Linked DNA regions of Homo sapiens: region 1 is linked to region 2. A link is an interaction called in ENCODE POLR2A ChIA-PET data of the cell type or tissue named here. Cell type or tissue: CD4-positive, alpha-beta T cell. All regions are shown on one strand. Each heading gives the region's core, and the rest is flanking DNA. Links, peaks and the distances in the headings are about the cores only.

Evidence for each region. Peaks named below come from ENCODE experiments on the same cell type or tissue, not always from the same donor. Only the 100,000 strongest peaks of a DNase experiment are listed, where the experiment ranks them.
Region 1: POLR2A ChIA-PET joins it to region 2 with 12 read pairs; 6 of 35 experiments call an interaction of 5 or more read pairs at or near these places.

The regions. Positions count from the first base shown.
Region 1 is chr14:89,613,535-89,616,451 of GRCh38, reverse strand. It overlaps a transcript of FOXN3 not described here. Among named protein-coding and RNA genes, the nearest start is that of FOXN3-AS2, 39 kb to the right of the region's middle. RefSeq lists an enhancer at 1,819-1,908. In CD4-positive, alpha-beta T cell, for the core only: no CTCF peak of the experiment used is centred there; no DNase peak of the experiment used is centred there.
Region 2 is chr14:89,446,175-89,449,091 of GRCh38, reverse strand. It overlaps a transcript of FOXN3 not described here. Among named protein-coding and RNA genes, the nearest start is that of FOXN3-AS1, 30 kb to the right of the region's middle. In CD4-positive, alpha-beta T cell, for the core only: no CTCF peak of the experiment used is centred there; a DNase peak (open chromatin) is centred at 1,361.

The DNA.
Region 1 (2,917 bases), core at 220-2,719, 170 kb before region 2:
GCTAACCAGGGAAAGGAAAATCTAAATGAAAATAAGAACTGTTTCAAAAATCCCATTATTATTACCCAGTTGACTTAAATAGAAAAGTTTCCTCTTTTGTGGATGGGGAAGAGTGCTTTTGTTTTTAGGATAATTGAGACGTTCCCAGTATCAAAATTGCAAATATTTCCAGTATCTTGGTAATGATTTCCATGAGGACTATAAAGAAAAAAGTTTGGAGACCTCCCCTCCCCCTAGCCTCCACCCCCAACCCCGTTCATTTTGCTAAGCAAAAAATAACCAGAGGCCCTGTACTAAATTTTGACTTTGAGGATCAACATCGAACCTTGTAAAATATAAAGCAAATACATTTCTTATATTTTTCTAATCTTGTTAATGGCAGTCTTCAGATTTTATGTTCTTGATATTCATTTAGAAACGTCTTCCTTTAAGTCATGGCAATTTGAAGCATTGAATAGCTTTATCTTAATTGATAATGGTCAGTTTTAAAACTTGTTCAATTAACAATTTGGTCTTTTTAAAAAGCAGCAAATTTCCCTTATTTTCATCAACTAATTGCATGGGGAGTGGGGAGGAGGAGAGTCCTAACTCTATTTTAATGTTTAATATTCTGCATGTATGTCGTAGAAATATATACTGTAGAAGTTAAATATTTGACAACATGGGATTATGAAATATATGCTAAATCACCCAGATATTTAACTGATTAGGACTTGGTAAAGAAGATTAAGTTTAATGGGACAACTGGTCTCTTTTAGCAAGGATTTCCTGTAGGGAGCTTTCTTATCTGCAAGTGTGTTCATTGGCAGGAAACATGTCAGTTGCTTGTTTTTACAAACTGAAGGAAATGAATGGGATTTGTTGGTTTCTAGAATCTACCTTCATTCTCTATTGTCTTGCAAATAGTTGGCTCAGAACACTTCGTTTCGAAAGGGGCTTTGGAGTGGTACAATTCATTCTCTGCAAACCTGTGGCATTTAGGTTTATTTCTTTCTGATTTTGGAATTAGGAAAATTGATCGTGGTACAACCATGTGCAACTTATTTTCCTAATACAAATGAACAAGATGTTCAATACAATTCCAATTCATTTTCAGTTGTCAGCTAGTTACTCACACACTCACTGAAGCTGCTGTTTTTGGATGGCTATGCCAAATTTCTAATAATTATTCCAGAATACCAACCAAATGCCAGTGTCGATTTTGGATTAGTGTAGAGAGGTAAAGAGAAAGAGGCAGCTTCATTCTTCTCATTGCTTATAACAAAAGGTCCATAAAGAATACACGTTAGGTATATGCCAACCTTGCTGATAGCAAAAAAAAAAAAAAAAAAAAAATCGAAATTGGGGATGGGTTGGCTAAATCCAGTTTATAGTACACATGAGAAAAACAAATTTTAACTTTGAAAGGATTTGCTGTGCAGAAGTCTGGATTAGTTTCTGAATGTTGAAAATGAGTATATTTAATTGCTTCAATTCCTAGATGTTTCAAATTCGGGAAGAGGAGAAAAGGGTAAGCTTCTTTAAAGGAAAATAAATGCATCCGCCTCCATTTGCAGAGAGCAGCCTGGTGAGGGAGGTTAAGAGTGCCTGAGGGAGACGGAACCATTTCTTGCAATGGTTTGCACACATTTTCATAGACATCATTTTTGTTTTCTACTTAGCAACAAATAGAATCTTATGCAAGACCCTAATATATGAGTCAAATAAAAACAGAGCTGCTCTGAGGGAACTAGGAGCCCAGAGCCTGCTATTGTCACCTGGGCTGTGCCCAGGGCACACTCTGGAACCCAGTACCACTGTGTACACAGTTTGCAAATCACTGCTTCTAAAATGTTCTCTAGAGAAGACCTTGGGGAATTGCTTGCAGAGCCCTGGAACCTCTTAGCGAAAGAGAGAACTTTTGCCTTGACAATTTAAGAGGCTGCTTGTGCTCATAGTGAGCAGGAAAAAGGTGGCAATTAGTGACGTAATACAGTGTACCCTAGGAAGCCTACGTACATACAGAAAAAGATGACTGACCACAAGCATGAAAGAGCCCTGGCCCAGTCTATAATGAGAGGGAAGGCATATTTTTAGGGGTTACTTATAAACCAGGGCCCCTTTTATTTATAAATTATAGGAACATCATATGGAGGTGTTTGAGATTAGTTGGTTATAATTTTGCTGGAAATGCATGGCTTTATTCTATTTCCACCTCAAGATCTGTTCTATCACTGTTATTCTATTAGTCAGTGAAAATAATTTCATATGAAGTGTCATTCATGAAATGAAAATTTGCCAAGCTATATAAATCTGCTTGGCAGACTCAGTAGTGTTTTGAGTGTTGAGTAAAATGATAACACACAGATGATATTTGCATATCATCAAATATATTCACATTATCTCCTCAATGATGAGATTGTTCTGAAATGGCAGTATTGAGATCGGGCTCAGTTTTCCCCCTTACATCCCAGAAGCTGTCAGTATTGAGGATTTCTAGGGGTGGCAGGCAGAGGAATCCCCTTCAGTTCCACTCTTGATTTTCACAATCACTAGATTCACCTCTGCCTGGTATGGAGATGAGAAATCAGGAGACTCTTCATTCAGGCAAACCGCAGTAGAACTGTGCTGCTCATGGCCACAGCCAACCTCCCTGCATTGTTTCTCAGAGGGAGTTCAGTTGAGGAGTCTATAGAAGTAGAAAGGACAGACCCCTCTGTACATTCTCCTGTTACTTTCATTGTGCTTGCCATGTTTCTACTACCTGCATGGGGTTAGAGATGACAATTAAAATAATAAGTTTTCCAGGAAGCCAAAGATCTTCCAACAATTTGTGCTGGGAAAAAAAAATTACATATGAAATATTTCCTTTACAAAGATGAAACTAGCATAAGGACCAAATAGTTGGCTGTGGTAACGATGAAATGATCGAAATGAT
Region 2 (2,917 bases), core at 223-2,722:
AAGTTCCTGTAACACACAAGAGAGATGCAGAAATCATCCCACTTTGAAGATGGAGAAATGAAGACCCAGAAGGTAACCTTGACCCAATAATTTTGTGACAGAGGTGGGATTTGAATCCAGGATTTCTTTTCTTTCTTTTTTTTTTTTGAGACAGTGTTCTTGCTCTGTTGCCCAGGCTGGAGTGCAGTGGTGCAATCACAGCTCTCACTACAGCCTTGACTTCCCAGGCTCAATTGGTCCTCCCACCTCAGTCTCCTGAGTAGCTGGGACTACAGGCGCCGCACCACCCCATCTGGCTAGTTTTTGTATTTTTTTTTTAGAGATGGGGTCTCCTGATGTTGCCCAGGCTGGTCTTGAACTCCTGGGCTCAAGCCACCCTCCTGCCTTGACCTCCCAAAGTGCTGAGAATACAGGTGTTAGCCACCGCACCCCACCCAGGATTTCTTATGTAGAGAATATAAGTAACTTTTCATCTTTTGCCCTGTCAGACAGGGTCATTGTGAAAAATCAGTGATTTCCCAGGGCAATCAACTCTCAGCCCTGTGGGAGGAGAGAGGGAGAAGCAGTGGGCAAAGGGGAGGAGGATCAAGCTGGTGATCACGTTTGTATCCTGAGTGCCTTGTGTACAGGATGGTGTGGTGCAGGGAGGGTGCATGTGGGTGTTCGAGCCTCTTCCTTGCTGACATGGTCCTGCTGACTTCCCAGTGAGCACCCACCTTATGCAGATCCTGGGCTGGGAACTTTAAGCTTCAGGATCTATAGAGCTCCATTTTCTTCCCACAAATCACCTCCTTGACCTGTGTGTGTGGGCGTGGGGCGGGAAGAAATGATATGAACTCTTTGATCAATACATTCATTTGGAATTTATTTAGCTGATTTTATATGAGGAAGAACCCAACTTTTTCTAAGAAACAAATATGAAAAGTGTGTTTTGAGGCTAACAGTATATCTTTAATGTGTACATGTAAGAAGAAAGGCATCGGCAGGCACAGTGGCTCACGCCTGTAATCCCAGCACTTTGGGAGGCCGAGGCGGGCGGATCACGAGGTCAGGAGTTCGAGACCAGCCTGACCAACATGGTGAAACCCCGTCTCTACTAAAAATACAAAAATTAGCTGGGCGTGTTGGCAGGTGCCTCTAATGCTACTTGGGAGGCTGAGGCAGGAGAATCGATTGAACCTGGGAGGCGGAGGTTGCAGTGAGCCGAGATGGTGCCATTGCACTCCAGCTTGGGCAACAGTGTGAGCTCCGTCTCAAAAAAAAAAAAAAAAAAAAAAGGAAGAAAGGCATCAGGAAACCACTGCGGATGATGACTTTCAACTGCAGATATTTACAGACAAGTCAAGCAAAACAGACTTGGTAGCAGAGAGACCCAGATTTGGTGTGGGTCACTGTTTATGTGGAAAGACTGGGTTTTTTTGTGCGGCCCTTGGGAGCCTGCCGGTCTCCTAGGCATGGGGTGTGTTTCCTAGTAGAGTATATATTTGGATGCTGGGAGTTGGTACTTCTCCTCGTGGCAATATTAGGTGCCACACAGTGTTTTTCAACAGAGAGGATGTCAGAGGGAGGGCTGGTGAAAGTTCAGAAAGACACTTTATACTATGTGGGGTTGCTGGATATCAGAGTGAACTTTGAGTCTAGCCCTCAGTTTTTCATTAAAACACCTGCTGAAGGATTTCACAGTTCCTTCCCGCCGCCCACCTTCTTAACTCACATACTCATCTCTGTGGAGAAAACTAGGCGTTCACTCTCCTGTATGACTGGTGGAGGAAGTAAATGAAGATTGTCTTTACAGAGACCAATTTGGCATCAGGTATCCAAGGCATTACAACGGGAATACCCTTGGACCCAGCAATTCTGCTTTTAGGAATTCGTTTTTTTTTTTTTTCCTTTTTGTGACGGAGTTTTGCTCTTGTTGTCCAGGCTGGAGTGCAATGGCGCGATCTCGGCTCACTGCAACCTCTGCCTCCCGGGATCAAGCGATTCTTCTGCCTCAGCCTCCCCAGTAGCTGGGACTACAGGTGCATGCCACCACACCCGGCTAATTTTGTATTTTTAGTAGAGACGGGGTTTCTCCATGTTAGTCAGGCTGGTCTCGAACTCCCGACCTCAGGTGATCCACCCGCCTTGGCCTCCCAAAGTGCTGGAATTACAGGCATGAGCCACCGTGCCCGGCCCAGGAATTCATTTTAAGGAAATAGAGATCTGTACAAGATATATTAATGAATCTGGCTGTTCATTTGGCCTTGTTCATAATAGTGGAAAACTGCAAATAACTTAAATATCCAAAAAGTGGCAAGTGGCCAAACCATGGGTCATTCACTCACTCTGCAGTTTATTGAATGCCTACTATGTGCCAGGCACCTGGTAGGTGTGAAAAGTGTGTAGTGACAACCAAGGCAGATATGGTCTCAGCCCACATGGAGCTCACAATTTTGTTGTTGTAGAAACAAATTTCATACAATATGAAGTAGAAAAAAGTGGAGTACTAAGTGTATTTACAGTGTGATTCCATTGTTGTTAAATAAATAGAAAAACTCTTTTCTAAGTTGTCCACAGTGGTCATTATGATTTTTGTAATTTCTTAAAAAAGTGACTTTTAGGGACAGGTACAGTGGCTCATGCCTGTAATCTCAGCATTTTGGGAGGCCAAGACAGGCGGGTCACTTGAGGTCAGGAGTTTGAGACCAGCCTGGCCAACATGGTGAAACCCCGTCTCTACCAAAAACACAAAAATTAGCCGAGCGTGGTGGCGCATGCCTGTAATCCCAGCTACTCGGGAGGCTGAGGCAGGAGAATCGCTTGAACCCAGGAGGTGGAGGTTGCAGTGAGCCGAGATTGGGCCTTCGCACTCCAGCATGGGGAACAGAGTGAGACTCTGTCTCAAAAAAAAAAGAAAAAAAAAAAAAAAAAAGAC